Linked DNA regions of Homo sapiens: region 1 is linked to region 2. A link is a contact called in ENCODE Hi-C data. All regions are on one chromosome and are shown on one strand. Each heading gives the region's core, a stretch centred on a gene start or an enhancer-like site at or near the end of the contact. The rest is flanking DNA. Distances are from core to core; before and after follow the strand shown. Region 1 overlaps RELCH (RAB11 binding and LisH domain, coiled-coil and HEAT repeat containing). Region 2 has its middle 61 kb from the start of ZCCHC2.

Region 1 (3,713 bases), core at 681-3,180, 300 kb after region 2:
CAGAGCAACTACAGCCTCGAAAAGTCAAAGCACCTTCAGAGTTCCTACCTAGAATCACCTGTAAATTTGACACTGCAACATGTGGAACTATCCCTAGTGCTAACTAAAATATCAACTTTCTTCTGTTAGTTGGCTAATTATAAAGACACTTACCTAGTGAAAAAAAATGTCATGACTGTGTTTCTATAGTTTGATCAGTGTGCATGCCTTCAATCGATTTTTTGGACACTGCAGTCCAAATCCTGACTTAGTATTTTTTGTTGATGACTCTTATCTTAAAGAGTCATATGCCAGCCTGGATATGTAACAGTCTGCCGGAGAATAAAATAATGTACTAGAAACTAAACTGATTTAAGTGACCCAACTTGTGGCCCTCTCTAGAGCATGTCAAATTGCTAAAAATAAAAGAGCTATGATAACTGATATGCTTTTGGAGTCATAAGTTCTTAATGCTTTGATGCTATCCAAAGAAATTGTGGCCATAAATGTTGAGGCCCACAGTAAAAGAGACTCTGTAAAATCTAGAGAAAAAAGGCAGACAATTGTGGAAGATCATGTAGCAGATCAACAAGCTATGAATTAAAACAAAGTTATGTATCGTGCTGAATGGCATGCTAAGTGGAAGAAATGTCTGTTTTTCATAAGAACATGTCTAGAAACACACAAAAATTTCCTTAAAAATAAAAAATAAACTCTAAGGCAGCACAGTATTTAGCAATTAGCAGTTATTAAGAAATATTTCTAAAATAACTTGAAATTAAGTTTGAGTTACTCTTCATATGTCTTACAGCAATCAGTATACAGTATAAGACCATCTGTATACTTATACAGTATAAGACCATCCACTAGGGCGGGTGCGGTGGTTCACGCCTGTAATCCCAACACTTTGGGAGGCTGAGGCAGGCAGATCACCTGAGATCAGGAGCTGGAGACCAGCCTGGCCAACATGGCAAAACCCCGTCTCTACGAAAAATACAAAAATTAGCCGGGCATGGTGGTGGGCACCTGTAATCCCAACTACTTGGGAGGCTGAGGCAGGAGAATCACTTGTACCCAGGAGGCAGAGGTTGCAGTGAGCTGAGATCATGCCATTGCACTCCAGCTTGGGTGACAGAGCGAGACTCTGTCTCAAAACAAAATAATACAAAACCATCCACTAATATCAATACTGATTAATTCACAATAACTAACTTGTTTCATGTTTAGCTTTCAGTACACAAGAGTACACAAGGCTTTCAGTACACAAGGCTTTAACACATGACAAATGCACCAAAATTTTAATACATGACAAGGCCTCAGAGGAGTGTCTAGCTTTGATCTTACATTACAATTCAGGAAAAAGGTAGAAAAATGCAACTTACACTCATCTCGGAACCTGGGTTCTGCGTTAGGGCCAACTCTACCAAATGTTTTTATGATCTCTGTATGCAAAGAATGTTGGTCTTGATACTGAGGATCTTCCAGGAAAGAAGCCAACTGCATTTTCACTCTTTCCAGCAACTTAAAATTGGATATTGTACAGTCATTTCATAGAATATTGAAAACTGAGTAGTGTTGTTAAAGTGAAAGACACACATTAAACATGACTTAAAGCAGTGGATTAAAGCAACCTATAGTCCAATGACAGTAGAAATTTGGAATTAAATAAATAGTTATTTAATCTTTTGGCTCAGAGAAGGTTTCCTACTTTTGCTTATGCTTACAAATTCTTAATTAAAAAATACAAATATTCCTGAACAAATTATAACAACAAAAGAAAAAAAATCCCACCGTATTTAGGGAAAAGTAGGTAACTTTATGATTATTTTGTATCTAAATTATAATTCTTAAAACAAATCACACTGTAAGTTACCCAATTATTCACCTTCTGAAAGCAATGAGTCATTAATGACTTACATCTTACTCACATTTCCCTAAAAGACATTTTTATTTTAGGTTTTGAGAACATGTTGAAATTCTGCCAAGACTGCAAGCTTTGCAGAATGATGTGCTTTTCCTCTGTGGCTTCACCAGTGAAATATATAAGTGAAAAAATGGAAAATATTCTTTCTGTAACTAACAAAACTTTAGTTTTTGTCATGAAAAATCTATATGACAAAGGAGTTTTATTAAAACTTTTTTCTTTTGGGTAATATGTCCACAAATAATATATGTGCTAATCTACAGGGTTTTTTCATTTGTATAAGGACATATCCAATATAATAACAAAGAAATAAAAATCTGATATCAATTTTGAGAAGTGTCTTATAGTTAGTGTTGCAAATAGAATCTAAAAAACTTGAAATTAGTTTCAGAATTAAAATACACCTTTAAGAAGGAAGACCTTGGTGGTCTCCTGAAACAGGCATGACAGAGGGTCTGCCCAGAGATCTACTCTGCAACAAGAGGATACCAGTCTACTAAATCACTTTTACAGCTTCATACCAATGACACAGTTATCAGAATACAAGTGCCCTCTTGCCTTCATTTATAACTGAGATACATTTGTGTTCCTAATGATGTTATCTGGGAAAACAGTCCTCAAATCTGTGCAACACTGGCAATCAAGAATTTATGTAGATTGGCCAGAAGCCTACCGGGTAATAGAAGGCTTTGGAACTAGACCTGATTTGAAGGATTATTCAAAACTGCAACATCCAGCTCAGCTTACAATAGAACATCTAGCAAGCTTGTCCAATACACCTTATTTTGTTGTTGTTCTGTTTTGTTTTGTTTAAGGCTTTTAGCAGCCTGAAGCCGGGGTTTTTAGTTTCTGTCTCTAGTGATAAGTAGAAAAGAGGGAAGAGGAAGGGGCTTTACTGGCCCAATCAGAAAGAGAAACTAAGAACCCATGACTATATTCTCTCCCTTGGACATCCCTGAAAGCTTGGCCTATACTTAATGTTCTGACTGAGAGGAAAGACTAGAGATTTCCTTAGGATATGGAAATATACCTTGGTTAGGCTACCATGTTTTCACAGTGAGATCCTCCTCTGGCCTGTAACTAACTAGGGCACAAAATAAAAGGTAAGATGCTCCCTGCAGCCTACCACCAGATACATGTATCATGACCACATCAATATTACACAGACATAAATAAATTTCAATTATTCCTACCTCTCTTTGAATTACTGTTTCCATAATAGTGCCAAAGGCTGGAATTGTGGCAATCCTGACAGAGCTGTTAGAATTAAAACAGAAAGAAACTGAAGATTTGAGATGAACAACGAGTATTATTAAAATGTATATTAAAGTAAGTACAAGGTAAATATACTGTATTAGTCTCTAGCAATGACAAATTAAATAAATTTAAAAAAAGCAGACCAAGAAGAATGCTCAAAAAGACAGACAGGATAACTTAAGGTCGCAGTCTGTGAAACTCACAATTCAGGATCACTGGACAAGGTAACAAGGGCCGGAGCAACCCGCTTGTCAACTAACGCTTCACTCATGCCTCGAAGAGTCAGCTGTAAACCAGTCAACATGCAATAAAAAATGGTTTGGTAAACTGGAATAAGAACTGGGTTAGCTGTGACTGAGGATGGGCAGGCAGACTCATTGGCCTTTCTTGGTTTAGTCATCCACACGAGACATTAAAATGTTAGGCCATTGGTTCATGCTACTACACTTACTGGTAACAACCTGTTAGTGAGATTAGGAGAGCATCCCTTCTTGGCTTGAAAGAAACAGTCCATCAGCATATTTTAGGTTCTGGAAGTATTTATTGAGCACTA
Region 2 (3,252 bases), core at 192-2,691:
CTCACCGTCACCCAATCATTCTGTGCCCTTGGATATCGACTTCTTAGCCTTTGTGCCTCAATTTCCCTAACTGTAAAACAGGGCAGAGTTCCTCCCTCACAGGGCTGTGGGACTGAAATGAGCTGATGCTGTCTGGCCCATACTGGGCATTCAAGTGTCCCCTGCATGACAAACTTCTTGAGAGTCCACTATGTGTCAGACATTGAGTGCTTTATGTCTGTGTGCCAGGTTTAATCGTGCAACTACTCTACAACGCGAGTGTCATCATCCCCACTATGTAAATCAGACCGAGAAAGGTCACATGGACTGTGGTGGGTGCCTTCTCTTGTACAACTGATTTTGTGAAGGCGTGGAAGGCACAATTAAGTTACCATGTAACAAATATGACGTGACTCCAATAGGCTAGCAGGAATAAGCACTCAGTAACTGCCAGGCAGCCTGGTGGCATTCTTCACCTTCAGCAGGGCTTGTTGTTGGGGGTGACTGTTCTTGTTTCTGCATGAAGGTTACTTTGTCACCATCCATCTTTGCCTTTGGAGTGTCTTGGGGGCAGCAGGGGTACCTGGGACAATCTATATGTGACTGTCAGAGCTTTAAAAACATCAGCAGTCACCTCTCCTTTCTCCTTGCCCCACTGCTTCAGTAGATTTAATGGAATACTCCGTGCGCAAAACTTGTGTGAAGCACAACTCAGCGTGCGAGTGGAGATATCTGTACACATTTAAAATCTGCATTGATGCCACTTGAATTTATCTGACAGGTAAATGCTTTTGAAAGCCTAGTTCTAAAAGTCCTGGATATTTCTCTGGAAACATTTCACCCTCCCGCGTCCTCAAATCCTTCGAGAGCCACAAGGAAGAGGCCTCGCTATGGGATAGGATGTGGCGTGTGTTCCAGGCGTGCCCACAACCTGGTCCAGCCCTCCTCAGTCCAGAGGCCACACGGCCATTCCACCTGTGGGTTCCTATCACCTTACACAGTTCCATAAAGCCACTGCCCTGGGCTCTGCCAGAAGCACTGGTGGGGGCAGGAAGTGGTGCCAGGAAGTGAGCACCAACTTCAAGCAGAGGCCTGAGCATCACCATGGGCCTGTCTGCAGCACTTCGTCTCACTGAACCCAAAATTTCTCTCCTAGAAAACGAGGGGAAACATTCCCACCCCACTTCACAGCTGTGATGACCAAATGCACGCAGGAAAAGCACAGAGGAAACCTTTAAAGTGTTCACACACACATTTCAACGGCTGAATGAGGGGTTTGCTCAAGCTGCTTTTATGGCCAGCTGCCTGCACTCTTTAAGGTTTTGGGCACAGGCTTCCAACCCCAAATGTTCCCTCTCTTACGTTTAATGTTCTCTAAATTAGGTCAGTAGGAAATAACATCTGCTTGCTCGCACTGTCCTCGTCCCCCACCAGGTGGCATTGCGTTCCAATGAGCAATCTCTTCTGGTGAGAGGCTGGTGGAGGCCTTTTTCACAGCGGCTCAAATTGGAACTGCAAGAGGAAAAAGAAAAACAATGAAGAACCACCCAACCCCCCACCTCACCACAACTCCCACCGCCAAATTTCAGAGAGCAAAACCGGATCATGGGATTGAGAGCTTCTGGTGACCAAGGCCCGCATTCTCTGCAGGCGGAGGTGACTGCGTGAAGGGTCTCCGGTCCCCACACGTGTGATGTGCCCCCATTACAGAACAGACAAGAGGAAGCCCCAAACCACCCCCAATTCCAAAGCTTCCACAATTGATAAACATTTGCATACACACACAGAACTCAGGTGATGTGTACCCATGTTCCAATTCAGGGGGCTTACATTTTTCAACAGAGGACAGCGTTTAGGAATTAGGGAAATTTTGCATGGACAAGCACAACAGCTGTATCTGTAAGCAGCGGTAACATCAAATATGATGTTATTCTGACCCTAGGAATCCAACCTGAGCAAGCCAATACGTTAATGAGCATCCAGGGAAAGACAAGGTTGTCCGCCCTGGCCTGTCCTCTCTCTGCACAGGGTCATCTGAAGGGGCGAGGGCACTCCAGTTAAAACATTCCCTCCACCCCGAGCTGACACCTGCCTCTCAGCCCTGGGACCCCAGAGCCCCTCATCCTTTAACAGCTGGTCTCCTCCCCTAAAGAGAAGAAGATGTAGAGATGTCGTGACTACGTTTCCAGGCAGGGACCCCATTTCTTCATATCTCACACCTCGAAACTCACTGCTCTGGAAATCAATGAGCCCTCCCTCTTGGTGGGGTGGGGTTGGGTGGAGGGGGGGGTCAGTATTTTTTTATTCTTTTAAGATTATGGGAGTGTCATGGGGTGGAACTATTGTCACAGCTTGCCTCCATATGGTTTCACTGCCTTAACCTTAGAATGCTTTTGCAATCAGTATGGAGAAGTGAAAAAGATGTCTTCCAAGCTCAAATGGATGGTGCTGTTAAGTACTAGGTGCTGTTAAGAAAACAGGTATTTTACACCGTGCTTTCTCATCTCTTTGGAACCTTTTCAGAAAAATTTGATTCTTAGTGCTTACATAAAAAATTAAATGTAGATTTGCCTTGCCATAAACTTTTACTTTGGTACTGAATAATCATGACCGTTATGACTCGGCATGTCTGTACAGTCCATACATACCATTAACTGGCAAGCTTTCCAACTAGGTTTAATCTGCGAGGGTAAGGAATAGCTTCTATATCGTTCATCAGTGCATAGAGCAAAATTAACTAATCTTAGTCTAATGAAGAGCTATGTTTGCTAGGTTCCTCACCATCCAAAGAATCACTGCCATCACTCCTACCCAAACCTGTTCTCGTCCACATCTTCCCTTTTATTAAAAAAAAAAGACACGGTCTCACTCTGTCACCTAGGCTGGAGTGCAGTGGCATGATCTGGGCTCACTGAAGCCTCTGCCTGCTGGGCTCAAGCGATCTTCCTGCCTCAGCCTCCTGAGTAGCTGGGACTACAGGCATAGACCACCAGGACCAGCTAATTTTTGTATTTTTTGTAGAGATGGGGTTTCGTCATGTTGCCCAGGCTGGTCTTGAATTCTTGGGCTCAAGTGATCTGCCCAAGGCCTTGGCCTCCCAAAGTGTTGGGATTACAGGTGTGAGCCACTGTGCCTGGCCCTGTCTCTTAAAATAGTATTACAATCTCCCTGTTCATCAAAATTGAATTCAACTAGAATTTGAGTGGCTTCTCAGTGCTATTTCATTATGTTGGACCTTTCCCATAGATTATTTAACCTTCAGAGCCATTATTT

Evidence for each region. A loop is a pair of places that touch in the nucleus more often than their neighbours do. Pooled maps may share reads with other maps.
Region 1: a map of aorta shows a loop between it and region 2 (2.1-fold over the local background). The contact joins two enhancer-like sites. A Hi-C loop is called at or near these places in 1 of 168 maps with a recorded cell type or tissue (aorta), 1 of 37 single-sample maps with no recorded cell type and 8 of 50 pooled maps.

Annotation. Positions count from the first base shown.
Region 1 is chr18:62,280,093-62,283,805 of GRCh38, reverse strand. It overlaps RELCH (RAB11 binding and LisH domain, coiled-coil and HEAT repeat containing), which reads right to left. Exons shown (of 29, transcript NM_001346231.2): 24 at 3,097-3,160; 25 at 1,362-1,500. Among named protein-coding and RNA genes, the nearest start is that of TNFRSF11A, 43 kb to the left of the region's middle. Within about 2 kb of position 1,930, at least 4 of the 41 ENCODE cell types and tissues checked have a DNase peak (open chromatin) inside an H3K27ac peak, as active enhancers do.
Region 2 is chr18:62,582,685-62,585,936 of GRCh38, reverse strand. It overlaps a transcript of ZCCHC2 not described here. Among named protein-coding and RNA genes, the nearest start is that of ZCCHC2, 61 kb to the right of the region's middle. RefSeq lists an enhancer at 1,678-1,737. Within about 2 kb of position 1,441, at least 5 of the 41 ENCODE cell types and tissues checked have a DNase peak (open chromatin) inside an H3K27ac peak, as active enhancers do.